Regions from separate parts of the Homo sapiens genome. Here regions 1, 2 and 3 are each linked to region 4. The links are chromatin loops, found by intact Hi-C in ENCODE. Cell type or tissue: IMR-90. All regions are shown on one strand. Region 1 has its middle 210 kb from the start of CENPF. Region 2 overlaps LOC124904510 (a long non-coding RNA gene). Region 3 holds the start of KCNK2 (potassium two pore domain channel subfamily K member 2). Region 4 overlaps CENPF (centromere protein F).

Region 1 (8,000 bases), 150 kb before region 4:
CAGGTAACATCTAAACCAAGTAATCTAAATTAACATCACCAATAATAGGACATCTCACTCCCTGATATGATGCACTGAAGAGGACACAGCATCACCTATGGTATTCTCACCAGCATTCCCATAAAAAATGCACAACCTCAATCTAATCATGGGAAAACGCCAGACAAGCCCAAATTTTGAGATAGTCTATAAAAATAACTAAGTGGTACTCATCAAAAGTATCAAGATCATGAGACACAGGAATAATGTGGAACTATCACAGTAGGGGAAGACTAACGAGATAAGACTAAGTTCAAGGGAAGTCCTAGATAGAATCTTGGAACAGAAAAAGGCTGTTAGGGGAAAAGGAAAAAAGAAAATGAGTGAAATTTGAGCAAGGCCTGTAGCTGAGTTAATAGAATTGTACCAATGTTAATTCCTTTTTTTTTTTTTTGATGGTTCAACCAACATGTTATTATGTCTTATTTTATTAGCTTTGACCATTGGTTTTGATCGCTGTCCTTTGGTTTGATAAGTTGTTAACATCAGGAGAAGCTTGGTGAAAGGCACATGTAAACTAGATACTATTTTCGCAACTTTTCTGTAAACCTAAAATTAAATAGTTTTTAAAAAGACATTGGAAATTGTCTCTTACAATATCCTGCTACGTTGGAAACAGGTTTTAAAGGAGAAGAATTCTGTGGTGAAAGAGCTTCCAAAAAACAAAGTAAAAGGAACTACAAACACGAAAAAGGAACTGCACATGGAAGACATGATTTAACTAACGAAACCCCCACACTTAGCCCAATGGCCGCCTTGTATCCTTAAGCCATGTCAGAGGACCTCTTCTGAGGGATGATGAGAGGGAGTAGACAGGAAATGACCTCTAGAGATCAAAGCATGTACTGGTGATGTCTGCCCACAAGATTTTTGTGAAGAGGAGGAAATATGTGAGAAAAGCCCAATTTGGTGACTGTTACATAAGCGGCTCTCAATAAAGTTTACTTTCTGAAGGGAAGGATATGAGTTAGTGTTTAAGCTCACCCTCATGTGTTCTCAGAGGAGAGGGGAGTTTTGTTACATTTCCAGTATAGCCATGGGAATAAAACATTCAGTCTCTCTCCTCGTTTTCCATTCTTCTTTGGGAGGAGGAATATCTTCTCTGAGTTTCAAAGTCACATAGTGACTAAAGAGACTGGGTCATTTAACCAGGGAGCTGCTCAACATCAAGACAGACTCCTTGGCCACTCGCTCACCACAGGCTGTCTGCCTTCGACGTCTGGGAGGAACCCTGGCTTCCTCGTCCAGAATATAAGTGAAGAGAGGCCTGCTTTGCCATGCTCATCCTCCTCCAGCTTTCCATCCACAAGTGAGTGGGTACGCCAGGATTGCACGGGTCCCAAGATCCTTTCTCAATGGGCAATCCTAGAAACAGATTAATAGACTACTGTCCAACCCTTTGATAACACATATATTTTTACCTCTGGTCTTGTCTTTATAGACATTCTCTTTGAACTTTAGAAAAGAAGAGGAGTAATAAAATCTAGGCATCAAGCTTGACTCAGAAGACTTGAATTTAGTGAAATTATGATATATGATCTTTGTCCAAGAGGGTTTCTGAATCCTAACCTTACCTGAATTGTCTATTTAAGATTTCTTCATACAAAAGAACAATAAAATCCAAGGGCAGGGATTTTACTATGTCTGAAAGATCTTGCTGGAATAGTTTAAATTCTAATCAATTTTGACTGCCAGAGTAGAAAAGGGGAATTTGAAAGTATATTAAAAGAATCCTTTGGCAGCTCTGTTTTAGAGATAAGTAGATCAATGAAGTGATTGTCATCCTAGGACAGAACCTCCACTATACTTACTTCCCCCAAAGACTGCCTCTTATATAATATTTAAAATAGTATTGAACAGCTTGGATGTATACAGCAGTTGGTAAATGCTGTGAGGAATACAAAAGATGCATGAATTGCCTCAGGAACTCACAATCTCATGGAGGAAATGACAGAATGACAAAATATATACTTAGATTAGCAAAAATCATAAAGAGTACTCAAGATCATGTGACAAAATGTGGCAGAACCAATAAGTGCCATAGGAAGTTAATGGAAGAAATGATCTGCATTGCCAAGAATATTTGGGGAATGCTCCGCAAGAATGTGAAAATTGAGATAGATTCTGAAGAATTTATATTTGCCATGGTCAAGACAAGCACACATCAAAAAATGGTGTAGTAGGCAAAATAATGTCACTTCCTCCCTCAAAGATGTCCATATCTCAGTCCCCAGAACCTGTGACTTACATTACCTTTCATGACAAGAGGGACTTTGCATATGTGATTACTGCTTGAAGAATGGGAGATTAACCTAGAATATCCTCATAGGCCCGCTCTAATTACATGGGCCTTTAAGAGCGAAGAAAAAGGCAAAAGGGTCAGTCAGGGAGATGGGAAGAGCGAAGAAGAAGCAGGAGAGATCTGGAGCTTGACAGCAACTTGACCCACTGTTGCTGCCTTTGAAGATGGAGAAAGAGGCCACAAGCCAAGGAATACAGGCAGCCTCTAGACACTGGGAATAACCCTCAGCTGACAAACAGCAAGGAAACAAGTCCTCAATCCTCCAATGACAAGGACTTGAACTCTGTCAATGATCCTGGAAACAGAACCTCCTCTAGAGCCTCCATAAAAGAATTCAGCCCTGCTGACAATTAGATTTCTATCCATTGATACTCATGGGAGGATTCTGACCTGCAGAACTGTAAAATAACAAAGTTTTGGTGCTTTAATCCACCAAGTTCATAGTCATTTGTTACAGCAGAAATAAAAATCTATACACATGGACACAGTTCCCACAGCTTACATAGAGAACCTCAGGCAAAAACATTAAGTTCTTATTTCTTGTACAGTACTTAGTCTATGCAGCCCCTTGGGAACACCATGAAATATGGCTGTAAATATACTGACCCTTCCTGAGGATCCTCAAATGGCTACCATGGCCGTAACTCACTTCTGAAAGTTTCCTGACATCTACATCTCCATGCACTGAACTATGCAGCCCTAACGCCTTGGAAGTAAATAAAGTAGGAAAGAAAACCTGATGTAAGGTGATCAAAGTAGTTCACCTGAAGCTTATCTGGTGATAAGTGACCCAGGAGAACGCTATATTTTGACACAATCAAATCCTCTATTTGACACTAAAAGAGTCATCAGACAGAGGGTTGTTGGAAAGAAGAGACAGAGAAAAATGATAAAAAGAAGGCATTCAGAAGCTTACAGAAGGCATGAGTACAACCAACAAGTTAGCAGAAATGTTGATATTGAAAGAAGGACAAAATGAGGAAACCACAGGAAGTTATTTGATGATGGTAGGAGCAAAAGAAGCAGAGTGTCCACAATTGTCCAACAGGAGAAGGAATCAAAAAACTCCTCTTACAGAGGGGGCATGAGAGAACAGGACTGCATGAACCATATTGTACTGGAATAAGCTTCCAGGCTCCATGAAGCCTTCTGAGAAAGTTTCCCATTGTTTATTTCCTTTCTTTGTAAACTTATATCAAGGCTTTTTCTCCTTGGGTGAACTGACATCTCTCTTATTTTGCAACCTGAAAGAACTGAACTAACACGCAGATTCACAAGACTCTACTTGCTGAGGGTGACCTGCTCTGCTGAATGAAAAGACAATTATTGCAAGGGACCCTCTTGACTTTTGACCTCTGTGGATTTCATTTATTATTGTCTGTTGGGTTATTTATTGAGAAGCTGGCTATGATTCCCCAAAAATTACTCTGATAACCAGCCATTTCAAACATCACAGAAATGAGCAGTTAGATTAGATAAACAGGAAATCAAAAACTAACTTTAATTCTACACAACTATATCATTTAGCAATTAAATATATACATAGTCATAGTCTACTATCATTTTCAGTTGTTTCAGGGTATTATTCCTCTTTCCTCTATTAAACTATAAATTGTTGAAGTGAGAGGATCTATATTTTGTATCTCAAAAATGCAGAATAATTAACTATATACCTAATATGTATGTATTGACCCATTGCCTATTGGAAGTTTTGACAAAATAATCTTGTTTCTGAGAAAGAGGATCAAAATTCTCATAGCATAATCCAAGACCATCTCTATTTCCTTTCTACCATGAAATGCTATCCCCCTTGACCCCTCTTCATGAAGGAATCTTCTTCTAAATGTTTCAGTTACAAGAATAATACCCCAGCAATAGCAGACATCAGATCTACTACTTGGAAATGTCTTTCCTTAAAAAAAAAAAAAAAAAAAAAAAAAAGGATCTAGAGTTACATTAGGTATACACATGGCTTCCTTACCTATCTTCCAGATACAGATAAATATAGCTACCATTTGCTGAACAACTATTATGTGCCAGTCATGGTGTATACATTATAACTAATCTTAACAAGAACTGTTGTGAAAGGAAGGCACTGGTCACTACTTTAGAGGTGAGGAGCTGGACTTCAGAGGGATTAAATTGCTTGGCCAAAAGTATTCAGCTCTAAATGGCTGATTCTAAGTCAGTATGTTCCAAGTCCTCATGCCTTCCACTTTCTCATGCCTACCTTATATTCTTTGTTTACTGATTTGAAGTGCGCAAGAAAGCAGACCCTAACTATCTCAGGAAGCAGGAAGCAGGGTTATGATTCCTACTTTAATCTGTCTAATTTAATTATCAAGTGCTCAAGGAAGGTCAGTAGTCTGTGCTATAGCTTTAAGGAGAAAAGGTTTGCATTAGGACCTGGTGCCACCTATTGGTTAATCCATGAGACCAGTGAGATAGTAGTTCAGTTTCACCTCTACTCCCTACCCCCAAAATCAACCAACCTAGAGGTCATGCACGAATTCTTTAAAAATAGAAGTCATGTCAAAAACTTTTCTCTCAGTTCCATTCTTTCCCACCTTCAGTCTCCAAAATCTGTGTTCAGCCAGTTGCCGCCATGTAAAAATGACTGAATTTAGAAATCAATTCCAGTTCTCCAATTAACTACTATAAACTCTGGGGAGGTGAGTTGGTTTCCTTGAGTCTGAGTTTCTCACCCACAAAATAAGATGATACCTGCCTTCCTTCATACCGAGTTTATTGTGAGGATCATATGAGACAACATATGAGAAAGTGCAGCATAAATAAGATAGCACTTTATTGACCTCATGTTATCGCCGCCTTTCATTGCCACCTATCACTACTTTTCATTTAAAGTTTGATTTCTGTGAGAGTGCTGCTCATATGCACATCTGCCCCGTCACTACTAAATCACAGATTTCCTAAATGTATTCTTGTCTGCCTATGTCAGAGTTCATGATCTCTTTTAGATTGTGAATTCCCAAGAAAATGGGCAGAACATAGCATCTTTATGTACTCATAGTACATACTACAAGGTTGCACATATACTGGGGTCTCAAAGAGATGTTTAATTTTTTCAAATATTGTTTCCTCAATGAGCATGTGGAAACAATAGTGAGATAGTAGTTCAGTTTCACTTCTAGTGAGAATCAACTTTGAAATGATTTATTGAGAGAAAAGGGATGACTTTTAACGGCAGGTAGTATTGGAGATCCAGAGGAGTAAGGGAGGTAATGTGAGTTTCAAATATACATGGTCATAAACTCTTTTGCGAAAGAACTGAGGATGGAAATGCTGAACAAATGATCCCCTTACATTTGTCCATAATTTTTTATTTTTTAAAATTTTCTGCACAAATACTATAATTATAGAGGCATTTTGGCTAAATCACTTATCCAAAAGTTACAGTGTACAGGCATGCCTCAGAGATATTGTAGGTTCAATCCCAGACCACTGCAATAAAGCAAATATTGCAATAAAGTAAGTCACATGAATTTTTTTGTTTTCCAGTGCACATGAAAGTTATGTCTACATTGGCCAGGCGCGGTGGCTCATGCCTATAATCTCAGCACTTTGGGAGGCCAAGATGGGTGGATCACCTGAGGTCGGGAGTTTGAGACCAGCCTGACCAACATGGAGAAACCCCATCTCTACTAAAAATACAAAATTAGCTGGGCGTGGTGGTGCATGCCTGCAATCCTAGCTACTCGGGAGGCTGAAGCAGGAGAATCGCTTGAACCCAGGAGGCGGAGGTTGCAGTGAGCTGAGATCATGCGATTGCACTCCAGCCTGGTCAACAAGAGCGAAACTCCATCTCCAAAAAAAAAAAAAAAAAAAGTTACGTTTACATTATAGTGTAGTCTATTAGGTGTGCAACTGCATTATGTCTAAAAAGTGTACATATCTTAATTAAATATGCTTTATTGCTAAAAAAAAAAATGCTGAAATCATCTAAGCCTTCGGCAAGTCATAACCTGTTTGCTGGTGGAGGGTTTTACCTCAATGTCGATGGTTGACCTGGGCGGTGGCTGCTGAATTTTCGGATGGCTGTGTCAATTTCTTAAAATAAGACAACAACTAGGTTGGCAATGTCAATTGACTTTTCTTGTCACAAAAGATTTCTCTATAGCATGTGACAATGTTTTATAGCATTTTACCCACAGAAAAATTTCTTTCAAAATTGGTGTCAATATTCTCAAACTCAGCCACTGCTTTATCAACTCAGCTTAATATTCTAGATACTTTGTTGTCATTGTTCACAGTATCTTCACCAGCAGTTGAGTCCATCTCAAGAAACTGCTTTCTTTGTTCATCCATAATAAGCAACTCCTCATCCATTCATGTTTTCTCATGAGATTGTGGCAATTCAGTCCCATCTGCAGGCTCCATTTTAATTATATTTCTCTCGCTGTTTTCACCACATCTGTAGTTACTTTCTCCACTGAAGTCTTGAACTCCTCAAAGTCATTCTTGAGGGTTGGAATCAACTTCTTCCAAACTCCTGTTAATGTTGACATTTAGACCTCCTCCCATGAATTATGAATGTTCTTAATGGCATCTGGAATGGTGAATCCTTTCCAGAAGGTTTTCAATTTCTTCTGCCCAGATCCATCAGAGGAATCATTATCTATGGCAGCTTACGAAATGAATATCTTAAATAATAAGACTTGAAAGTCAAAATTTTTCCATGATCCATGAGCTGCAGAATGGATGTTGTGTTAGTAGGCATGAATGCAACATTCATCCTCTTGTGCATCTCCAGCAGAGCTCTTTGGTGAACAGTTGCATTGTCAATGAGCAGTAATCTTTTAGAAGAAATATTTTTTTCTCAGCAGTAGGTCTCAACAGTGGGCTTAAAATATTCACTAAACAAATCTATAAAAAGATGTGCTGTCATCCAAGCTTTGTTGTTCCATTTCCAGAGCATAGGCAGAGTAGATTTACCATAATTCTAAAGGGCCCTGGAATTTTCAGAATGGCTAGTAAGTACTGGCTCCACCTTAAAGTCACCAGCTTCATTAGCCCTTAACAAGGGTCAGCCTGTTCTTTTAAGCTTTGAAGCCAGGCATTGACTTCTCCTCTCTAGCTATGAAAGTCCTAGACCCCCTTCCAATAGAAGGCTGTTTTATTTACATTGAAAATTTGTTGTTTAATATAGCTACCTTCATCAATGATCTTAGCTAGATCTTCTAAATAATGCTGCAGCTTGTGCATCAGCCCTTGTTGCTTCACGTTGCACTTTTGTGTTATGGAGGTGACTTCTTTCTTTAAATCTCAAGAACAAAAACTCTGTTAGCTTCCAACTTTTCTTCTGCAGCTCTCTCACCTTTTTCACGCTTCATAGAATTGAAGAAAGTTAGAGTCAAGACTGGACTGGACTTTTGCTTAAGGGAATGTTGTGGCTGGTTTGATCTTCTATCCAGACCACTAAAACTTTCTTCAGATCAGCAATAAGACTGTTTTGCTTTCTTATAATTTGTCTCCACTGAAGTAGCTCTTTTAATTTTTTTCAAGAACTCTTCCTTTGCATTCACAGCATAGCTGACTGTATGGCACAAGAGGCCTTGCTATTGGCCTATCTCAGCTTTTGACAGGCCTTCCTCACCAAGCTTAAGCATTTCTAGCTTTTGATTTAAAGAACGATATGTGA
Region 2 (8,000 bases), 300 kb before region 4:
TTGTGTGTGGGTCTTTTACATTTATGCACATCTTGTCTCACTTTTTGTTCAAAACTTTCTTTTTAAGGATGTTTGTATAATAAATAGCCTTGGACAATAACGATAATGCCTCTTTCTGAAGCAGAGGGAAGATTTATTTCCTGACTAGTACAGTAAAGACAATGTCTCCTTCCAGGGAAAAGACTGGACAGATTTGCTGGCATTCCCCTCCAGAATATCAGGGTTTCTTAAGCTCAAGTTTCCTCAGCTTTGGTACAAACCCACTTGTGTGCAGCATTGACCTGGGCTGCTCTGCATCACCCTAATGAGACTTCAGGGACAAGGGAAACTGACGAGAACATGCAGCTCAGCTGCCTGCTATACAGTGAGTAATAAAGTTATATCTGACCCAGGAGGCTCATGTCTTCTGCCAGCATCTATGAACTGGTAGAGTAACTTGTTAGCTTACACATAAGGTAATAGTTCAAATCATTCAAGGCACCGAGGAGCTGGTGGGAAGTCAGAAATTTTCCTAAGGAACTTAGGTTGAAGCTGGGACCTGAAGAATAAGGAGCCGAGGGTGGAGGTTGATTACTTCTGGACAGAGGAAACCCTGTGGCAGACCTCTGAAGGAATGGAGCATGGCACAACTCAAGAGCTAAGAAAGGACTGGAGTGCCCAGAGCACAGCAAGTGCTGCTAGAAGGATCTCTAAAGGAGGCTGCAGAGGTAAGGAGAAGCTTGATTATACAAATATGTAAGGAATTGAGAATATATTCTGAGACAATCCTCCATGAATTGTCTTCGAGTTGCAAGTACACATCTTGCAAGCTGCCTAACTGCCCTTTGTTCTGGACTATCATTTCAAGGATGTTTGTAATTAAACAACTTTGGAAGATAGAGATAGTGTCTCCCTCTGGAGCAAAAAGCAAGCATGCTTACTGCCCACTATAAAAGATTTGGGTAATCTTGGGCTCAGGGTTCCCCTTCTACAGTGCAATCCATTACATGTGCAGTTGTTATCTGGCCCTCTTGGCAGCACTCTGTAGGAACTGAGGCTCAGGGAAATAGCATGAGAAATGCTGATGCTTTGGCTACTGCTACTGTTCTAAGGAATCTGTGTCTTCTACCAGCCTCCAGGAAGCTGTGATAGACTAACTTGATAGCTTACAAGTAGGATGAAATCTCGGGCCCTTCACAGTTCTTGACAGTACTTTATTCAAAGAACACAAGATGTTAGACAGTGGGCTTTTATAGTTTCATATTTTGACTTTTTTTGGTATAGTAACCTACAAATCCCTAGAAAGTAGTGTCATAAATTGAGGAAATCAAACCATCCACTCCCAGAGTGGTATTTGGCACAAAATGAAACATAAATGTTAAAAATAATCATTGTTTTCAAGGAGCCTAGAATATTCTTGGCACAACCATAGACTGGTAGAATGGAAACCACATGGAGTTAGTGTATTCATTCCTGGTTCTGCCCCCATGCCAGCTGTCTCAGATTGTACAAACTACCTGATCTCATTTGCTCTTAAACCCATCATTCACTAAACAAGGATAATAGAACGTTTGTCACATAATTCACATAAAGGTGGAAAGAGATGATAACACTTTGATACAAATAATATATTTATCTACCAAACACCCTTTAAATCAGCCAACAGTGTCTCTCTTTGAGAAACTTAGCTGTTGATGGGCACTGATAAAAATATTCAAGATAAATTTGCTCTTGATCTAAAACTTTTTATTGTGAGGTCACTGGCAAACCATCCATCTATTTGTGACAACTTTGGTTTTCTCTTTCTAAAAGCTTTGACAAACTCAGGAAAAATGGTAAGACCAGATGCACTAGATGTATAAAAATATGGCCCACTTCCCAATTTCAGGTACTCGATACTTGAAAAACTATTTCAGTAAAGCCACAGGGACTGTCTACATCTCCAGAGGCACAACTACAGAAATGTTGAAAATGAAGCCATCTGCCAATTCCCCAAAACATGTTGAATGCCAGTTTCTTAAAATGCAAGGAGCAGGTAAGTTTTTTGTTTCTGTTTTTAAAAGCAGTGAAGCATCCTCATTCTCAAATTGATGAAACCTAAGTACTCACCAAAGCCAGGTCTAAGCTGCCTCTTTGTAGATTTCAATCTTCTACAAATTCTGAGCAAAGAAATTTGCTTTCCATTCTACTATGACATTTTCGGACATTTGCTTAAGATTATAATAAATTGTAAAGACCTGATAATTAAAGCCTCAATCTGGAGATAACATAACACTTTGGAGTGATTGTTTCTTTGCTGTTTTGTGAATGAGAATGATAAATCCAAGAGAAGATAAAGGACTTTGTTAAGGGAAGCAAGTCTGGCCTGACACCAGTGTTGGAGCCAGTACAAAACAGGCATTGAAATTGACTTATGGGACTTTCAAAACTCACCCAAAAGTCATTTCAACTATGGTACCTGATCCCTCTCCCTTCTGCCTCCACTTTATCCTATACATATTTTTGTCACAGCCTCCATATCACTTTATGCCACTTAGTGATTCATCTGTTGGTTTTCCTCCTTAAAACTAGAGATTGAATTGTATTTTACTATTTACCCTCAGCAATTAGCATAGTCGCTTAACAAACGTTTTTGTTTTTAGATTGAATTACTTAATGACTAAAATATAATAACTAGACTGATACATCACAGTCCAAAATAGAAGTAAAGAAATTATTATAAGAAAGCCATGGGATAGTGTTCAGACAGGAAACTAAAGTATTAAGGTAATATTGCAGCAAGTTGGGGTTGCATTTTAAAACTGTAATTAAAATTCCTTTCTCTTTCTTCCAAAAAAGAGAGTGTGGCCCCCAATGCTACTTAGGCGAGTGAAGAACAAAAAGCTAAAGCTTTTAGGAATGAATTAACAGCATTTGCAGTGACCTAGGTGAGACTGGAGACTATTATTCTAAGTGATGTAACTCAGGAATGGAAAATCAAATATCGTATGTCCTCACCAATATGTGGGAGCTAAGCTATGAGGACGCAAAGACATAAGAATGATACAATGGACTTTGGAGACTTGGAGGGAAGGGCAGGAGGGGGTCAAGGGATAAAAGACTACAAATGTGGGGCAGTTTATACTGCTCAGGTGACGAGTGCACCAAAATCCCACAAATCACCACTGAAGAACTTACTCATGTAACCAAATACCACGTGTACCCCAATACCCCTATAACTGATGGAAAAATAAAAAATAATAATAAAATAATAAACAAAGCTAAAGCTTCTTCCTTCTACCTTTAATTACGGGGAGCACAACATGGCTTTAGAATTGTGAAAGGCCAGAGAACCCCCAAGGGTTTCAAGACAGGTTCCAGCAGGGCAGAGTTACTGGACTCTAGACAAATAGAAAATGGCAGGTTTGTTCCTCATAGAATTCTAAGAAGTTTTCTCAAAGTATTTCCTCATTCCTCTGAGAGCTGCAGTTGGCCTGTGGGTCCAGCAGTCAGAGTTTGTGTCTAGGCTGAGCATCACATGCTCTTCGGGTGCCCCTGTGCCCAACTGTCCTCTTCTTCTCAGTGTTCTGGAGCCCCCTCCCTTGACAGGTGGTTGTTACTCCCAATTTATTCTCAAGCTTGTCAGCTAGGATTATTTTCCTCTATCATCTTAGACAGTTCAAGAGGTAATCTTAGCAAACATATTATCTAATCAATACAATCACTTTCAACTTTATGGTTTGTATACACAGTGATCCTTAATTCTAGCTAATATTTCTACAACCCCACTGCCATGTTCTGAATGTTTGTGACCCCCTAAAATTCGTATGTTGAAATTCTTACCCCCAATGTAATGGTATTAGGAGGTGGGGGCTTTAGGAGGTGCATAGATCATAGGCCTGGAGCCCTCATGAATAGGAGGCTGAGAGAGACCCCTCATCCCTTCTATGTGAGGTTAGAGTGAGATGATGGCTATGAGGAAGGGCCCTCACTAGACACCAAATCTGCAGGCATCTTGATCTTGAACTCCCCAGACTTCAGAACAGTGAGGAACAAATGCCTATTGTTGTAAGCCACCCAGTCTATGGTAGTTCATAATAGCAGCCTAAACTGACTATGACAGCCACAGAACCAGAATTAGCATGATTACAAGCTGAATACAAAAGAGAGAAGGTCGCTGATGAGTCAAGAATTATCCCCCAAATCCCTCTTTACCAAACAAGGGCAGAAATGTAGGCAGCATTCCATATTAGTGAGACAGAGTAGGATGTCAGGGGGTCGTTCCGGCATACAAAAAACCCACAGCTGAGAGGCAGTGAACATCGGGGAACCTCTTGGGAGGAAATAATGGCCAGTTATGGGAACTGGTTCAAAGAGGATAGGAGAAAAGAGTCCCAAGAGCAAGCTAGGATCCAGTGAACTGAAATACTACACAAGTGTTAAGTCCAGGTTCTCATTACAAGTAAGGGTTTGGACTCAAGAGACAAGGAAGGGGAAAGAGCCTATTTAATGAAAAAGGCACGGGTAAGAGCTCACTTCTTCTTCCTAAGCAGGAAGCCTGGGTTTGGAGACGGGAGTTCGACTCAATCTGCAACTGAGTATGAAGAAGGTGCAGCAGGAGACATTTGAGCTCTTGCAGAGACAGGATGTTGCACAACTTGCCACATGATGTTCAAAATATGCGTCACTATCTTGCCAAGGGCCAAACACCACAGGCAAATGAAAAACATATACCCATCTGTCTTAGTCTGTTCATGCTGCTATCACAAAATGCCTGAGACTGAATAATTTATAAGGAATGGAACTTTATTGCTCACAGTTCTGGAAGCTGGGAAGTCCAAGATCAAGACACCAGTAGATTCTGCGTCTGATGAAGGCTTGCTCTCTGCTCTCAGAAGGGCACTTTGGTGCTGTGTCCTCAAAATGGCCAAGGTGGAAGGTCAAAGGGCCTAACTAGTTCCCTTGACCTTTTTTATAAGGGCACTAATCTTCAGATTTAATCATCTCCTAAAGACCCTCCTCTTAATACTATCACATTGGGTCTTAGGTTCCAGCATGTGATTTTTAGGGGGACACAGACATTTAATCCATAACACCATCTGTTTTCAACATACACGCCCACAGACACCGCCCATCCACCTCTGCATAGAACCTCTACCTCATTGATCCTTTACCTCTCCCTTGAGCTTTGATGCATTTTACTCTGTTTTTCCCTTTTTCAGACCTGTGCCCCTCCTCAGCATACTAGCACTCAGTACATAAGAAATGGATCCTCTACCTAAACCACCACTGTAAGCAAGATGTTTGTCTCACCTCTAATGTGCCTCCAGTAAACTTTTTCTTAAAACTTCCTGAAACTTTAAGGGAGAGAAAACAGAAATGTTGTCCACACTTGCTGATGGGATTAGAGAAAATGCTTCTCCTCTTCCACACTTCAGGAATAGTAGCAAACCTCAGAGAACAGGGAAAACTCCCTGCTGAATTTAATGAGGTAAAGCCTCAGAATTCGGAAGTAGCAATTTAATTGGGGACCTCTGTCTATTCATTAGAATATTCATGAAGATGACAAAGTTTCTGAAAGCCTATAAGATAAATAAAGCCAATGATAGTCTCAATCTTAACGATAGAAGCATGCCCAGTGCTTACACAGTGCCTCATACACAATACATACTTAACAAATAATAGTTAAATTAATTAAATGGTTAAATGAGCCAATGAACGATCTATCTTTATTAACCTTTTCCTGGATTTTGCAACTGAAAAGTTGGGAAATTCTTTACAACTAATTAAAACCTGCAATTTAAACACATAGCTAATTCATCTATGTTGGGGACCATGAACAAATCTTATTCCTTCATAACACTGTTTTTACACAGCTCTCTTCTCTTTCATTGTTGGGTAAGTAAGCCAAAACCTTCATGTTCTTCTTAAGAATCTTGAGGCTGGGCACAGTGGCTCACACCTGTAATCCCAGCACTTTGAGAGGCCGACGCGGGCAGATCACGAGGTCAGGAGATCGAGACCATCCTGGCTAACACAGTGAAACCCCGTCTCTACTAAAAATACAAAAAATTAGCTGGGAGTGGTGGCGGGCGCCTGTAGTTCCAGCTACTAGGGAGGCTGAGGCAGGAGAATGGCGTGAACCCAGGAGGCAGAGCTTGCAATGAGCCAAGATCGTGCCACTGCACTCCAACCTGGGCAACAGAGTGAGACTCCGTCTCAAAAAAAAAAAAAAAAAGAATCTTGAAATACTGAGCTCCTAGTACAGAATCCCAAGCCTCAAATCATTTCCACATTCTCTCCCATTTCATCCCTCATAATTTTCTTCACTTTCATTTTATACCTTCCTCCGCATAGTCTTTGGTCAAGTATACAAATCATTGCATTAATGTGTACTTTCCAAATTCCTGATTAAAATTTAATTACTAATAAGATAATAGTAAAGTGGCAACAGATATTTTCTGCATTGCTTTTAAAGAAAGGTGAAGTAATTTATGGGACTTGGAGTTCCCATGAATAGCTTACTTTGTTATAAGTAAAGTTAATTATTCATCTTTTTATAAATAAAATCTAAAAATAAAATATGCCAGGAATAATGACAAATAGATTTGATTAATTTTGTAATTTATTCCATTTCAATGGGTCTGTCAAGATCTTTTTTTATTTTTTGCTCACTAATACAATTATATGCAAAGCCCAAACCATAGAACATGGAATTAATTTCCACCATTTCACTGTCATTATGATTATCATCATCAAAATTATTAGATTGGCCATTTTCCTTTCTGGAAAGGAAAACAATCCTTAAATGTGGAAAACAGTCTACATCCATTGAAATTCTTTCCTATACCGGTAACTTATATGCCCACTGGCTCTGTCATGTATTGGTATTGTTTTGTAAGGAGTATAAACAAGGGGCAAGGGATGCTGAAGTACAAAGTAAGTGACACTCCTCTCCAAGAAGTGGGATAAAACTCAGAAACCAGAATGGCCCGGTCTCTGCCCCCATTTAGTGTGTGGAAGAGAGACTTTCTCTTTTGTCTTGCCCTATGCTCAAAAGCCTTAGGACCAAAAGCAGTAATATAAGGTTTGTTAATTCTTCATTGAGTACCATATGGCAACAAGAGGACACTACCATGGATGTCAGCAATTATTACTAAGCCAATTCAGGCCACCACGTTACTCTTTTGGTATTCTTCTTCCATTAACTATAAGCAATATAAATCATTAATACCATATAATACACTTAAACACTTTTGCCCAATTTAAATTGAAGATAGTCACTGTTACAATTAGGGCTTTGGTCTTACAGACAGACATTCCTGCCTTCTATTCTTGTCATGACTACCAATGGCCAAGTGACCTTATGCACCTGACCTATACTCTGCAGGTCAGTTTCCTCTTCCATACACTGACACAGTCAGTGCATATTTAATCAAGGTCATTAATTTTAGGAAGTGCCAAGCACAAGTGTAGGAGCAGTAAAATACTGTCTTAAAATAGTAACATGTGTGCTTTTCTTTATATATAATCTTACCAATTAATCATTTCCTCAAGGAAAATTAGTTTTTTTCTATAACAAGGACAAAGAAGGAGAAACAATAAATTTGCTGGTTTTCAACAACTCACAAATAGGCTCTTAAAGCTCAAAGAACTAAGACATAGAGTGTTGTGGGCTGATTTATGCCCCAACACCTCCAACTCATTTGTTAAAGTCCTAACCCCCAGTACCCCAGAATGTGATGATATGTGGAGATAGGATCTTTAAAGAGGTAATTTTAGGCTAAATGAGGTCATTAAAGTGGATCCAGTATGACTGACTGTCCTTATAAAAAGGAGAGATTAGGGCATAGACAAGCCCAGAGGAAAGATCATGTGAAGAAACAGAGAGAGAGAAAATGACCATCTACAAACCAAGAAGAAAGGCCTTAGAAGAAATCCACCCCACTGACACCTTGATCTTAGACTTCTAGCCTCCAGAATTGTGAGAAAATAAATTTCTGTTGTTTAAGCCACTCTGTCTGTGGTATTTTCTTATGGCA
Region 3 (8,000 bases), 420 kb before region 4:
ATTGACCTGAGCGGTACCCATCTCAAGAGGGTCACATCATGAATTCATCTTTTCTATCTTATGATGGCCACTGCCAAGATTAAAGCACATTTCTGTATATTTTGTTTTCCTCCCCTTTGCCACAGCAATGTTTCTCAGTTGACAATGATTATCCTAACCATGAGGACCTTCAGCGTGGTAACCCCAACCCCATGGATGTCCACTGGCACTTCTAAGACAGGGCAAAGGGAAAGAAAGCAGGAAGACAACAGGAAAGAAATACAGAAGAACAGAAGCAGAAGAGGATGTGAAGGAACACTGGGAGAGAGAACTAAAAGAGGAAGAGAAGAAAAAGTGGCAGAAGTGAGAATATAGGCAGGAGAAGTGGAAATGAGACAAAGAAACTGGGGAAAAGAGCTATATGTTAAGGCAAATGAGGTGGGATAGGGCTCCCACCAGCACACCTGTAATACACTGGGCTACAAGTTGTCTCCTCCTATCACTTTATTTCCCATTTGGGGGAACAGAGTAACAACTCCTCCCATGCCATTACCTGAATGAGTTCATCCAGCTCCGTCGAATTGACACAGGAATGTTGGGATATGAATGTTTGCTTCTGGATCACAATGGTGGTCCTCTGTGAAATCTCATGAGGCTGCTCCAATGCTTTGAACACGGTGGCTCCGATGATCAGATAGAGGACAACCACCAGGAATATCGTGGAGACCGTCTTCCATTTCATAACATTAATGGTCGTGTCACTCTCCACCCGGGAAGCAAGCACTGTGGGTTTCGTGGAAAACGAGAGCCTCGGTTTGGAGTTCTGAGCGGCAGATTTAGGATCCAGCAAGTCAGGTGCCGCCACTGACAACAACAGAGAATGAGGGTTAGGTTGGAGGAGATGAGAAGGGAATTGGTCGGGCTTCTTCTTTAAGGGGTCAGAGAAGGTTGATTGAATTCCGCTCGCTCTCCTAGTGGAAGCTCTGGAACCCAAACCAGGAGTGCTGTCACTAGATCTCAGGACCACATATATGGGTTCAAGGAAAGGGGGCTGGATCTGTGCTCTCTGCTGCTATTGGAGTTCAAAATGAGAGGAAAAAAACTGGAGTCGAACCAAGAAACTTCAAAAAAAGAAAAGAATGCCTGAGGGCTTCTTAATCAATTTCTAAATTTACATCTGTCCACTGTGCCGGTCCACAAAGAGATACTGAACTCCTAAGAGTTGATGGTACTTAACTAGATATTTGAATACTCAGGAAGACGGCTCATGGTTATTCTCGTTCTCAAGAACTTTATATCACAAGCAAGCAATATAAAGAACATTCTCTATTTTCATTTTAAAATTTATTACAATAAATGAATTGCATTATAAAAGAATTTGTGATCCAAACATTGTTACTCAAAATAAATCATTCATCATTTTCTGGTAAAACATGGTGGTAAATAAACCACTCGATGGTCGAATCTTGTCTTTTTGCCTGTCCTCCAAAGTGGGCTCATGATGAAACATTCTCTGTATTTTGTTTTTCAATCTTGGACATGTTTTACCAATAAAAGTTACTGCTAATCATTGTGTCAATCCTAGGCACAACCTAGAGAAGACAAGTAACTTCCTTTTCAAATGTGAACAATATCAAGAAAAAAATGAAAACCGTGGCTCACACCTTGACTGTCTACATGCTCTGTTCAAAGCTAATTGCTCCATTAGAGTGGATTTATATGGTTCCCTAACAAATTGCCATATAGTCGGAGGTGACTATAAATCCATTTATTATTTATCACAGCTGTTCAAAAATATCATTAATGGATTTCTTTTTCAAAAATATAAGAGATACTAGACTTCTACTTGCTAAGAGGAAAATAAAACACCTACTACAGGACATTTTGTGGAAAGACAACATTGAACTAAAAAAGGTTAATAGAATGGCCGAAAAATAAGACTTTTAAAAACCATCAACTCAAACAGAATAATCAGCTTAAAGTCCATAATTGCTACAGATTTCAGTAAACTTGCTATCGTGTATATAATATAGATTATAAAATGATAATCTTATCTAAAACACACTTTCAGGTAAGTATATAAGAAATCTCCATGGAATTGCACTCAAATACCCTACAGGCATCTGAAATTACTTCAGTATGAGAAGCTAATAAAAAATGCCAGTTTTCACATGGCTACCTACCCTGCCCTCTTACCTAACACTGTGAGTTAATTGTAGGCTACCATAGTTTTAATTCATAAAATACATCTGTAATTCCCCATCAAAAAGAAGCTTTGCAAACAAAGATATTTAAAACACTAGACCTAAGTAGTGTTGTAAAATGATGGCAGAAGGCAGGATCCTCAGTCAGCAAAGCTCCAAATGGATCTGATTTGGAAGAGATGAAATTAGAGCTGTGATGAGGTTTCTGTACCCATGGCTCCAAGTGGAGATTCCATGTACATATAGCTTATTACAGCAATTTCCTAAGGTTCAACCTACTACACAGAGGAATGCACATGTTTCTCTCCTGATACATTCACCTGTTCCAAATAAAGCCACAAGCTAGTAGATACCTTTAAAATATTTATAAAGACACCTTCACTCAAAATTAGCACTGGGCATGTGTTTAATGCTATAATTAAAAAAAACTGTTAAAATGGAAGTGCTGATAATAGCTAAAATCACTATAATCTGCAGACTCCCCACAACCTCCTAGCTGCTTAGTGAGTCTGAGTGAAAAACAAAAGTCATAATTTAAAATTTAGCCATCTTTGGAACAAAAACAACAAAAAAATCACATAGAAGTTCCACAATTATCTCTCTAAATGAAGATTTCCAAGTCTCTCCTCCTCAGATCTCTGTGCTCTCCTATTTGTGATTTTTCACATCAGTGGTTTACACTCTGCAGAACCAGAAAGCACTAAGACTGTTTACCTTGATGGCACCAAATCCCAATCTGAAATTCCATTAAGACATTGCCACATGGCCATTATATGCTTTTTGGGGAAAGGGGCAGGTATTTTTAAGAGTGTGTGTGTGTGTGTGTGTGTGTGTGTGTGTGTGTGCATTAACCTAATACATTTCCAGAAGGAGTTTAATTCTTTTAAGCTGTTGCCTTATTTTTTAATTAGCAGAAATATATGTAATGTACATTTGGCAGACAGAATGGACAGAAACTGATGAAATACCAAAATAATATTTTTAAAAAATAAAAGCAGACTTTTATCTTTAATACAGGGAACCTCTTGGTTTCCACCTCCACGCCATTTGATGTATGATCAGGGAGAGAAGCTGCCCCTTCCACACACACTCAGCACCGTCACTACCCACTCCCCTCCCCCAGCTCATCACAGTCTTCTGTTAATCCCGGTCTTCTGTTCTCACCCAGATATGTCTTCGCTCCAGCGGCGACTGACCACTGAATAGCAGCGGAAGCAAGCTTTTTTCAGCACCACTGCCTGTCCCACCAGGCAATGGGCAACAAGTGTGACCGGGGTCACCATGAGTCCTGCCTGCCGGCTACTCCCAAGGGCTGACCCTCCTTCTCCATGGGAAACTCCCCCAAGGTGTTCCAAACCCATACCTCAGGCAGATGCAAAAACCCCGGGCACCGGCGGGAGAGGGGGGAGAAGCGGCGTGGAGAGGATCTGGCAAGGGTTTGCCTCCAAATCCAGATTATGACCCAACACTTTGGACGCGAAGCGAAGATGGGAAACGGCCGCTTGCTGAGAGGGGGCATTTGCAGTCCTCCCAGAAAAGGCTGGGGCAGGAGAGCGTGCGGCCAGAGGGGTGGGGGTACCGGAGGGGGGGTCTCACCTCCTGCTCTATAGCCGGGTCTCTCCCGCGAGGCGCTGGGAAGCATGAGGCATGCAGCATTCAAAATGTTTTTTGAAAAAGACGGACTTGAAGCTTTTTTTTACAAACACGCCATTGTACTCACTTCTTATTCAGAGACGGGCTGCGCGCTCCGAGCTGCACGGGCAGGCATTTTCCCCGGCTTTGTTTTACAAGGTGGGGAGAGCGGGGCTGGACGCGGGAGGGGGCGGGGGGGGGAGCGTGAGAAGAAACGAAATCGCGGGAAGGAGGGGACACCGGCGGGCTGGGCAGAGGGCGAGGCGGAGGCCAAGTTGGGCTTGGGCGCCGCCGCCCCCGCGCGCGCCTGCTGCCGGGCCCGGGTCACCCGGAGAGCGCGGGCGACCCGGGTCCCGCGCCTGCCCGCCGCCGCCGCCGCCGCCGCCGCCGCCACGCGCTCAGCCCCGGGCTGCTCGCTGGCCCGGCCCCGGCACGGCGCGGCGCGGGGGCGGTGGGTGCAGCCCCAGCTGCCGTGCGCCCCGGCGTCTTTGTGCGCGAGCCTCGTTCAGCCCCTCTTCGCATGTCTTTGTGTGTCTCCCCCCGCAATGCCCTCCGTGCCCCGCGGGGGGTGTGTGGCACGGTCCGGGCGCCCGCAGCTCTGCAGCCCTCCGCTGCTCTCCCTTCCCGGCTCGCTCCTGTCGCCCCTTGCCGGCTCGTTTCCCTCCTTTCGGAACTCCCTCCTCTTCGCCTCCTCCCCCTCCTGTCTCACCGCCAGGGCTTGCTTCCCCGCACCTCCTCCTAGCCCTACCCTTGCCTGCGTCGCCCCTGCAAGATGCTCCCTTCTAAAGATCCTCTCTTCCCTCTTCCTGGGGGCACAACCCCTTGGCTCACCTGCTGCCTCCTCCCCTCTCAGCCCCTTCCACTAACCCCCATCCCCACCCCGCAAAATCCTCACTCTCGCTGTCTGGCATCCACATCACACTGCGCTGCATCCTATCTCCTTCCCGACCAGCGTTCGGGGTGTGGGACCGGGTGTGGGACCAAGCTCTGGGACGCGAGTCCTTGGACCCCTGCACTAGGGCGTCCTCCTCGCCCTCGTGGCCCCCCAGACCTGTACAGGGAAGTGTCCCCGTTGGCGCCTTGAGAGCCCTGGAGTAGGGGAGGTAATGAAGACCCTGGCTTCTTCCAGTCTACACCTTCGGGAAGGGTTAAGGAGTCACCAGCTCGCCCCACTTCACCTCCGGCGGTGCTGGACATGAGCTGGGCGCTATAATCTGCAGAACGTCCGGGACCGAAAAGGATGGGGAACGCACCTGGAGCCAGGGCGAAGACATCTAGAGATGCAAAGGGAATGGAAGAAAACCCGGTTAGGTTCTCTCAGAGCAAGACCCCTTTGCTGGAAACATAGGTTTCTAAGCGCGGTGGGTGGGAGCAGCAGGGTGGGAGAACTCAGACTCCAGCCTGAACTTAGCGCTCCCCGACCTCCTCCCCATCAGGATCCGTATTTGGCAGGTACCAGACCCCGCCCAAACTCCAAGACCCCGGCGTAGGGACAGCCAAACTCGCAGCGACAGGGGGACGGAACGGAACCCACCAAGGAGGGGAAGAAAGCCAGGAGATCAGACGTTGCTGTCGTCGTAATAGGCGAATTCTCTAACAACACACGTGATGTAGTGGAACTTCAATCCGTTTCTAAACTCTCTTCCTTCCCACTTTCTCAGCGGGAATCCCCTGATGACCTCCACCCTCCCATCCCAACTGCTGTTTGCTAGAGTTTTTCTTCCATAACTGCTGCTCGGCCAGATTGGAGTATTTTCCCAGTTACAAGAACTTCTTAGTGAAAAATATAGACGTAATTGTAGGGGAAAAAAAGCTTGTAAATCTTTTGCAAAACTGTTACCGTCAATGATAAAAATGCAATTTTTTCTAGATTCCAGAATACATTCAGCACCTCTTTCCCCTATTAAAAAAAAATCTTCCTAATATCCTTCCTGCTGGAATTCAAACACATTTTTCTCAACTTATGTGCTCAAAAGTAATACAATCAGATGTCCTTTCTAAAATGTGAATCTGATCCTCTCACAATCCTTACAAAGTCTCTAGGTCACCTATAATGTGCTTCCTGATCTGGCTAAATCTTTTTCATTCTAAGTCTTCCTGGGCAGTTACCTTCCCTCAGTGCACACACCACACACACACCAACTTTACATGACTAAGGTATTTTATCAGTAAGGTTCTCTAGAGAAATGGAACATATGTACACACACACACACACACACACACACACACATTTGCGTGTACGTGTGTGGGGTAACAGATTTATTTTAAGGAATTGGCTCAGGATGATGGGGGCTGGAAGGTCCCTCTGAAATCTACAGGGCAGCTCTGGCAGGCTGGAAACTCAAGCAAGAGTCGATGCTTCAGTCTTAAGGCAGAATTTCTCCTTTTCCAGGAAATCTAATTTTTGGCTCACAATTGCTTGTGATATAGGCCCACCAGCATTACCTAGAGCAATCTCGTTTTGAAGTCTTACTGTAGATGCTGAACACATTTATGAAACACCTTCACAGCAACACTTAGATTTTAGATTCGTGTTTGATTAAATAACTGAACACTGTAGCCTAGTCAAGTTGACACATAAAACTAACCATCACAGGTGTTACCCTGCAAATCTCCATGCTGCCCAGAAATTTCCCTGGAATCCTGGCCAGTCAGGTGTTTTACTATTTGCTTCCCAGGTCAACTCGTCTTTCATCTATCTTTATACTTGTCACATGATGTTTTGCTTCTTTAAACTAGATTGTATGCTCAGTGAGGGCATAAACCATATCTCTCTGTTCACCATAATATCTGCAGTAACTAGCATCTGCTGCTAAATACGTGTTTGATAAACATCTGAGTGAAATCGTTATTCCTACTAAATAGCTGACATTTTCTTATATTCACCTGGTCTCCCTCCAGGTATTTGGAACCAGGGTATACCCTACATACATGAGAAATGAGATGAATTCACTATATTCTGAATCATTTTCTACCCTGTCTCATAGGCTCTTTGTTCTCCAGATGAAATTTCCTCAAATTTTTTTGAATATTATTTTCATTTTTCCCATTTTGTTCGCAATTCGATTATTCTTTTTCATTCCCCCCTCCGAGTTTTCTGCAAATTTAACCGCATCTTGCCCAGCACTAGTCCTCTGTCAAACTGGCTAATGCTTACTAGACTGGGAGATTAATAGTTTGAATATGCCTGTTTAATAAATTAAATATGTTTTGATATATGCTTGCATAGCGCTTCTGTTTTTCCAGACTCATGGAACTTAGGTCTCATCATGAATCCCAAATGCTGGATTGCCATCTTCCCTGCTTTTTGCTATCAATTCATACATAGCAGTTGTCCTCCACATTCCCCTTTGTATTATTTTCATTATTAGGCCCCACATTCATGTAGGGTGCTTGGGGGTTGGGGGAGAAGTGATGTAACTTACAGAGATGTTAAGATAAAAAGATAAAATTTCAGACTGTAACATTAACAGGAATCATCCCAACAAGCCAAATGCTCAGCCTCACAAATAATTTGAAAGAATCAAGAAACCACCCAGTCCTCCCACAGTCTGCCCCCGTTAAAAGCCCTCTTGTTCCAAATGTAGACTTACTCATGCTGTTTGAAGTAAGAGGGAAAATAATGTAGTATACTAATTTGTATGTCATTGCAGCTGGAGGAATGAGGAAATAGGATGGTTTATCCCATTTAGCTTTATTCCTGCATCACTCAGTGATATGGTTTGGATTTGTGTCCCTGCCCAAATCTCAAGTCAAATTGTAATCCTCAATGTTGGAGGATTGCCCTGGTGGGAGGTGATAGGGATCATGGGGCCAGACGTTCCCCTTGCTGTTCTGATAATGAGTTCTCATGACATCTGGTTGCTTAAAAATATGTAAGCACTTTTAATATCTGCAGTAACTAGCATCTGGTACTAAATATGTGTTTGATAAACATCTGAGTGAAATCATTCCTTCACTCTCTTCCTCCTGCTCCAGTCATATAAGATGTGCCTGGTTCCCCTTCACCTCCTGCCATGATTGTAAGTTTCCTGAGGTCTTTCCAACCATGCTGCCTGTACAGCCTGAAGAACTGTGAATCAATCCAACCTCTTTTCTTCGTAAATTACCCAGTCTCAGCTAGTCCTTTATAACAATGCAATAATGGACTAATTCACTCAATATATATAAGCCCCATCGAAAGTA
Region 4 (8,000 bases):
TATCATAAAGCAAAAGTCTACATTTTCCTAGGAGCTGTTAATTAGAAGAATAAAATGTGTTTTGCATTTTTTTAGTGTAAAACCCACATACAAACAGAGATTGTGATATAGTGCTTGTCATTTTAATTGTAACATATTACCAAAAAGCTTTATATACATAGCTTTATACTATTTACATTGCAGTAGAGGAATGGCAATGCTAACAGGTGATCAGTGCTTCCAAACTTTTTCAATACCTACACATGGGAGATCTAAAGAGTACAATATATTTAAGACTTCTAAGGAATTGTTTTCTCCTCACTAATAAAGCATGCCCTGACTAAAGAGAAGTCCTGTAGGCACAGCCTTATCTATTCAATGACTGGCACCTCCCAGGGGTACTGACACACAAAGTGCCTTCACTGGACCTTACAGTTCTCACTGCCGTTGGACTCCAGTCCAGCTTTGGGGCTGGGGACAAGTCGGCCTCGCTTGACCCTCAGGCCCTCTCTGGGGCTGTCAGTCGGACTTCTCTCAGGAAGATTATTGACTGGGACGGATTTCGTGGTGGGTTCTCGGAGGATGGTGCCTGAATCTACTGGGCTCCGCTGAGCAACTTTGACCTGCAACACAAACATCTCTGTTAGAGGTTCAATCACATTCACATTTCCACAACATGAAAAATAAAGCACTATGTCACTAAGTTTTAAATTAAGTTCTTCTTCTCTAGGAGTTATATATAATTGAAGTATTTCCTCTTCCTTGAGAACAGGCCCCATCTAACAGAGAACTTAGGAGGATACCAGGTACAACCTCTAACCAGTCATCAGACGTCCCTTGGCACCTCTGATGGCAAAGACTATGCCCTATTTACCTATGTATCCCTAGAGCCCACAACATGCTTGACCACATGGTACACATCCAGTGAATTCCTAAGTGAAAAACCTGCCTCTGTTGTCCTAACTAGCCATTCCTGTTGTTTAAAACAAGTGTAACCCAAATGAGTAATACTACCTCCACAGGGTGGAAAATTTTAAAATGACCAAGGACCAGTTCAGGGTATTTTAATCATTCTCCCTTTATGGCTGACTGTTTCCATATTGAATTTGGACTAGAGCAGAAGGGCAGCTATCTAACAATAAAGTCCGGAAAGAATAAATCCCCTCTCAAACATCCTGCCTTTTAAAGGAAAGAGATATCTCAGAAAATTTGAGACTTTAAGTAGATGAGAGAGTAAGGTAACTGGTGAGTGAAGATTTTTTGAAATTGGGTCAGGCTTAGTGGCTCACATCTATAGTTCCAGCTACTCAGGAGGCTGAGGCAAGAGGATCGCTTGAGCCCAGGAGTTTGAAGCTGCAGTGAGCCGTGATAGTGCCACTGCACTCCAGCCTGGGGGACAGAGCAAGATTTAAAAAAAAAAAAATTGAAATTTATATAGTAGTGAAAAAAGATACACGGTCAAAAAAGAGAAAAAAGTGCAAGAAAAATGAAGTATAGGAAAGCTTCACCTAAGCAAAGTTAAAGGCAAGAGTGGAAGATTCAAGTAGGAAGATCTTTCAAAGAGAAAGGAGAAGGGCCTCTTGCATAATGGACACAAGGATCTGTGTCCAGCACAGTTGCTGGGAAGTAACTACGTGACAGACACTCCCTGAGCAACTGACTTCCAGGGATCTCCTTCTGATGCAAGAAGAAAAGGGAATGGAAATTATTTTCCCATTTATATTCTTTCCATAGGAAGCATGTGATTTGAAAAAGGCAGTTAAATACTTTTCATTACATGAAACATAGTAAATCTGGCCAACAGATCAAATCCCAGGAAAGCTCACTTCTCCCTCAGAGTGTGTCCAGGACACTGAAAAGACGCAGCCTTGGAAGGTCAGGACTTAATGGAAAATTACCATCCATGGAAAGTTGAAGGAAAAAAATAAAACAAAGTTTTGCTGGTACTTTTTTTTTTTTTTAAAGAGAAATAGTGATTCCAAAGACAAGGTTTCCCTGGAACCCACCAGATGTACAAGAAACAAATCTTTAGGTTTGCCATTTAAAAAGAGAGAGACAGATAGCCCATAGGAAACAGAAAGTTTGAGCCTATAAGCCTCTTTATCCCAATCAAATGGCTAACGTCCACTCTTTCTGGCTTCTCCCCTCTAGACTCAATTTCTGATACTGAATTGAGGACACTTTAGTTGTGATCAGAATTTAAACTGTGGATTTGACCCTCCTGTTGGTTAGTTAGCTTCAGAATGGTCTATAACCAGACAAAGTCAAATTCACCAAGTATTTAATCTATTAAGATAGTACATCCTCCTAGAATAACACAGGGGAGGGAAAAAAAAAAAGTGCAAGCATACCCTAATTGTCTCATAAATGATTCTGCAGTAGCAACAGAGAGAGGGCAAATATGCATGTAGTTCAGTGAAAATGACCCTCACAAGTAGGAAAAAATGCAAGATCCCCACAAAACTAACACCACCATCCACGATGGGCTCTACAGCTTACTGGCCAGTCCTCTGGAACTGATCACAAAGCCCAGGTTCAGGAGATCAGGTCTACAAGCGCTGTCTCCCTTGTTCCCAACAAACGAGGGGTTCCTGAGCTAATCCATCCCAGTGACATAATAGAGAATGATCCTTACCTAATGTGCATTTTGCCAGTTTTTTCCCCTTTGAACTTGTCAGATGTTACTAAAGGTCTTGCTAAATGACCTAGGAAACTGTCTCTCATAACCCAGCCAGTCACCTCAAAGGAGAACTCACAACCCTGAGTTTCTAAGCAACTGCTTTGGGAAATAATACCTCATTCTAGATTTTTAAAACTAAGTGATGTAATACGCTTAACAGATGAGGCAGCAAGCATTTTACAGGGCAACTCAGAAAATGCTGAATTAAATTAAAAATTACTGGGCTAGGTTTTGAAGAGTTTGAATCTAATCATGAATTCTCCTATAACTGCTCTCAAAAGGTCCCTCTCCTCATTTGCAAGTGCACAAAATTGCTTAGCAATTCATAACTGCTGGTGCCTACTGAACAGCATGTAGCTAATGCACTGAACAAAATCTGCAGAAACCATGGTTACTACTCCCTACTCAGCAGATTCAACAGCAGTGAGGAGAGCAGGCCCCCTAGCGTGCAAAGCTCTTTTTCCTAGATAGTAAGTCTGAACGCCGCATGCAAACTGCTTTTACCATCAGTTCTTCGCAACAGAAAAAAAATGACTTGTGATGATTTCATAAGACCATTTCCTAGCATGCCTTTATAAACATCTATTAATGCAATCACTTCAGGACATTCACAGTTCCATTCATTCAGTGAATATTTGTTGAATGTCAGACACTGCATAGACATAAACTATAGATGTAATCAGTAACCTCACAGAACTCAGATTGCAAATCAGAAGACAGATATTTAAACAAGAGATTACAATAAAGTGAGCTGCCTAAAGACAGTGGAGGCATAGAGTACCAGCTATATGTCATGGTTTTCTAAGAGAGTCAAATACTTCGTTTGATCTCCAGAAGTGTGAGACAAACAGGAATGGATGTTACTTTTTACTGAGGTTTGGGAAAGGGTGGCTCCCAGTCACCCTTCTGAGAAAATGGTATGGCCCATATCGGGACCCTAAACCTGACTTCTCCTGTATTCAGTATCCAGTGGATATCTTGTAGTTGACAGCTTTGGACAAGCTTGGTAGCTCCACGGTTTAGGGGCACTAGTTGCTTAAAAGAGAAGCTGTTCTCATGTTCATTGGAAAGTCAGTATATTCAGTATATTAAATATATATTCTCCAGTATATACTTCAGTATTTTGTTGTTGGCAGCATGCCAAAGTTAAATCCGAATGTGAGTAACAGAGAGAATTTGGTAGGGGAGGGGAGAAAAATTTGCACAAAATGGTAGACTATTTCTAATAAGAGTAACAAATGGGTCCACTTTAGTGAAAGAAAATCTCAGAGCATTCTTCTTCATACTTGAAGAAAAATTTTAATATAATGTATATGATGAACAAATTTATTACTAAGTATAATTCCTTAATGCTTATAGCTCTTATACATCAACAAAAAGAAATTTGCAAATCTGTTGTTGTGATGTTTAGATCAAGAAATCTAAATATATTGTACTCTTTAGATCGCCCACGTGTAACCACCAATGTGTTCATATTTGGTATCCCAAATCCTAAGAACGTGCTTGCTCACTTATGAATTATCACATTACACAAATAGGGGTTATTACACTTTCAAAGCTTTGTTTTCTGGTTCAAGGTTATCAGCTCGCATACTTGATCAAACTCTGACAAGTGAGCAATCAAGGTAAAATCACAGACTGTTCAAACTCTTTGAAGCTATTCCAGCAACTTCCAAAAATATCCCCCTAGTCCCCAGTCTGAGAAACACTGGTATCGTAGAAAGATCAAGACTGTGGAGTTGAGAGGAAGTAGGGGTTCACACTGGGAGGTTACATCTTTATGAGTCTCACGTTCTTCACTCTTTTATAATACCACTTACTGTGAGAGTTCAATAAAATGAGAAAGATAAATAAAATGCATATACTTTGCATACTTAAATGGCAGCTGCTGGTATGGATCATAGTAACAGGAATAAAGATCTGTTAAGCAAATATTCTCTATGCTCTACATAACATTTTCTGGGATGTTGTAGGGTACACAGAAGTCACTAAGATCCTGTTGTATCCTCAACAATCAAAATAGAGAGATCTATAAACAGAGTTCCTTTCCTTAGATATCTATTGAAATATGTGCTTTTTTTTTTTTTAAGAAAGTAAAGGATTAATAAAAACAATAAAGAATTAGCAGCTGGGGGCAGATAAGTGAGAGTAAAGTTTGAAACAAACAATGACTAATACCAGTGGCGAAAGGGAAAATTACCTCTTCAAATCCTTCATCAGTAACGCCTGAAACTTTCTTAGAAATCCACTGAGTTTTGATGTAACAATGCCATTTTCCATCAAACTACATATAAGCGGCCTGTTGACTGAAGGATGAGATCATGTACCCTGATACTGTAATGCTCACCCGGTCACTTGCTCACTACTGACTGACTTACACCACACCAAGAAGGTCAGACTTTTTGAAAGCGCTCCTGAATCGGGGGTGCAGTGTCCAATCCTCACCCAGGTACTACTGCAATTTTCTGGATCTCAAACAGTAGACGGATGTTGACAGTAGTTTACCTTTTGTGATCTGCTGCCACCAGCTGTTGGTTTGGAGGACTCTGCAAGATTTTCTTTGCCGAGACTCAGTGGGGATAGCGCTAACTTCTGTGCAGCCAGGCGGGGGCTGGTCCGAGTTGCCATGGTTGTTCTTCGCAGGATATATGGGCTAGTCTTTCCTGTCGGGATGTCAGCAAACCCTAAGGGCAAAAAAAATAACTGTCAGCACTGCTAGGTCCAATTCTATCTACAGTGGAAAAGATATTCATTAGGTGGTTTTAACAAGGATAATGCAAACTCCAAAAAATACTTTGTCCTAGCCACTGTGGTCAATGGATTACACTTCACAGTTGCCCTGGGAGTCACCAAATTGAATCAAATAACTTAACAGGTTTTTCTCTTATTAGAAACATAGAAAACAACAATGGGAGAAGAAGGGGAAAATAACACTACACAGAAAAAATTTTTTCTGCTTCTATCTTCTATGTAGATGTTTTATTTTGCATTTTTCTAAGATCTAAAGAATGCCAGCAGGCCTTATTGTAAAATTGGGTTGGGGAAAAAAGGAGGGTATAATGGAAAAATAAAAGATAAAAAAAAAAAGAAAGGGAAAGGGGGGAAATGTAAAATGGTAACAGCTACTTCAGGCCAGCACTCTCATGTAGGTGGGAGGAGAGAAACTGACCTTTCTAAAGGTGATTTCACACTCACTCACGTTGTCTCTTTCCACAGAAGGAAGTGACATGACTTTGGATGACCCAGGAAAGAAAGTCAATCCCAGGGATACTAAGAGTTAGTGTATCAACACACACTCCAGAACTGCATTCAGGGCTAACTAAAGCAGCATTTGTTTTTGTTTTTTTCACACTTTAACTACATATAAAAATTACCAGTGAGAGATAGATAACTATTTTTGGGCTAGAGTTACTCAGAACAATGCTTTTCAAACCATCAATGGCAAAGCATCAGTTTTGATATTTGGGGGCAGAGGGGGTTCGAAGAATTTCCAATGTGCTGTGGAATAATATTTTTGTATAATATAATGAGAACAAATCAATAGAAAACATGATATGTGCTTGGATGTTACAAAAATATCAAGTTGCTATGAAAATTTCTAAATTCCTACTTAATTACAATACATTGTTTCAGTTGGGAACCAATAACAAACAGTTCCTAGAATGGCACCAGTCCTTGGGCCAGACTTGGGGGAAAACCAAGATTAAAACAACAAAACAAAAACAAAACAAAGTGTAGTCAGTGGCTCCAGTCAGGGGGCCAGCATCACAGGGTGCACCCTCCAGCTCACCTGCTAGCTAGGTCAGACATGACCAACGGGTAGGAAACGCTGACGGGAGTCCTTAATTTAATAATTTTTTTCAGCATTCAAATAACAAATTCCAAACAGATTTTAGACAGCCATTTTTCCAATCTACCAGCTCTTTTGTTAATGTGACACAAGTAATTAGATCCTAGAGGAAAACATATGCCTCATCCATTTAAAAGCAGACTATTGCTTATGAACGTCAATGAGATTATTGCACAATAATGTAAAAAAGCAAATACTTTTGTCTTTTTATATGTGAACCATTATATGGAATTTCAAAAGAACACAAATAATTTTGTCTTTAAATTAGGCATACCTTTCTTTACAACTTCTGGAAGTCCCTCTGGCTCAAACTCAGTACCTTCCGTGTCTTCTGCAGGGTGAATACCACTCATGACTGCTTTCTTGCTTTTTTTAGAAAAGCTCTCTGGGGTAGCAGGTGTTGGTCCTCTACCATTCTCCCATATTCCACTGGATCTTTGCCTCTTGCCTGAAGCTTTATTTTGGCCAGATGATAACCTCTTTTCAGTAACAGAAGGGATTGGAGATGGTCCTGGAACAACTGGACCTAGCAAAGGAGACCCTCGGGAATCTTGTTTAGATTGCTGTGAACACAGATGGGCCACTTGTGTCTCTAACATCTCTTTAGCTTTCTCTAACTTTTCATGGCTTATAAGCAAGGAACAGTACTTATCCAAGTATTCATCTGCCTCCTTGGTTTTTTCTTCAAGAGTTTCTTTCAGTTCTTTGATCTCAGTTGTTAATTCATCGACCTTGGTATCCATAACAGTACCTGTCCAAAGTAAAGCAACACATCATGTGCAACTTGATGCTTCTCTAGTTAACAATGGGCATCGTGAAGCAGATAATCTTAGACGTGTTCTTTCTTTGATTTTTTTTTTTAAGAGGTTGGGGAGATATATCTGTATATGTTCTTATAGTTCAAACAACTCTTGTTCGGGAGGTATATCATATCAAGGCAGATATTCTAGTCCTGTGACACTCATTGGGACAGCTTAAATAAAATCCACCAAAGTCTCAAACTCATATTTCAGCCAACTCATTAAACGTTCTTGCAGCGTCAGTTATATCCAATCAAATAAATTCATTTTTTTACATCCTTATTTTCCCCAGTCCATTCTGTCTACCATAAGTGGATGAACAGAAGTCAGCAAAGATTATGAAGCTTCTGTTGTATGGCTTTGGGAGACAAGATTCTAACAGATGACCAGGCAAATCCAAAAAAACACTCTGAAAGCATCTGAAGGCAATGGAGGATCTGATGAAAAAGGGTTTGGGGGAACACTATAAAGGTGGGAATCTTGGTCAACTTGTAGCTGCCATGGGTGTATTAAATCCATTAGAAAAATCCCCTGAAGCCCCAATCTACCCTGAGCACTGTTTCCAACAGGGAAGACTGTTGACCCACATCCTGCTACACTACAGACCAGAGAAGCCAGTCAGATTATGCTTGTCATCATCTATCCACACGGTAAGCACATGCCACTCCAGGGGTATAAGTGGATAAAAGTG

The links. A loop is a pair of places that touch in the nucleus more often than their neighbours do. Peaks named below come from ENCODE experiments on the same cell type or tissue, not always from the same donor. Only the 100,000 strongest peaks of a DNase experiment are listed, where the experiment ranks them.
Region 1: it touches region 4 in a loop (2.4-fold over the local background); 5 of 110 quality-filtered maps call a loop at or near these places.
Region 2: a loop joins it to region 4, with 5 times the contacts of the local background. A loop is called at or near these places in 2 of 110 quality-filtered maps.
Region 3: a loop joins it to region 4, with 4 times the contacts of the local background. A loop is called at or near these places in 8 of 110 quality-filtered maps.

The regions. Positions count from the first base shown.
Region 1 is chr1:214,805,806-214,813,805 of GRCh38, reverse strand. No RefSeq gene overlaps it. Among named protein-coding and RNA genes, the nearest start is that of CENPF, 210 kb to the right of the region's middle. In IMR-90, a CTCF peak has its summit at 4,750 (motif pointing left); a DNase peak (open chromatin) is centred at 4,725.
Region 2 is chr1:214,954,142-214,962,141 of GRCh38, reverse strand. The region is part of intron 1 of LOC124904510 (a long non-coding RNA gene); the gene reads right to left. Among named protein-coding and RNA genes, the nearest start is that of KCNK2, 120 kb to the left of the region's middle. In IMR-90, no CTCF peak of the experiment used is centred here; DNase peaks (open chromatin) are centred at 4,191 and 4,631; H3K4me3 peaks cover 371 bases; H3K27ac peaks cover 2,381 bases.
Region 3 is chr1:215,079,211-215,087,210 of GRCh38, reverse strand. KCNK2 (potassium two pore domain channel subfamily K member 2) reads right to left here and starts at 4,474. Exons shown (of 7, transcript NM_001017425.3): 1 at 3,780-4,474; 2 at 533-843. The coding sequence starts at 3,825. LOC124904511 (a long non-coding RNA gene) reads left to right here and starts at 4,887. Exons shown (of 2, transcript XR_007066878.1): 1 at 4,887-5,121; 2 at 5,252-7,029. RefSeq lists an enhancer at 3,594-4,116. In IMR-90, no CTCF peak of the experiment used is centred here; a DNase peak (open chromatin) is centred at 3,410; H3K4me3 peaks cover 2,055 bases; H3K27ac peaks cover 797 bases; H3K27me3 peaks cover 386 bases.
Region 4 is chr1:214,656,193-214,664,192 of GRCh38, reverse strand. It overlaps CENPF (centromere protein F), which reads right to left. Exons shown (of 20, transcript NM_016343.4): 18 at 6,784-7,260; 19 at 5,165-5,343; 20 at 1-602. The coding sequence ends at 399. Among named protein-coding and RNA genes, the nearest start is that of CENPF, 57 kb to the right of the region's middle. In IMR-90, CTCF peaks have their summits at 3,100 and 5,185 (motif pointing left); a DNase peak (open chromatin) is centred at 3,122; H3K27ac peaks cover 403 bases.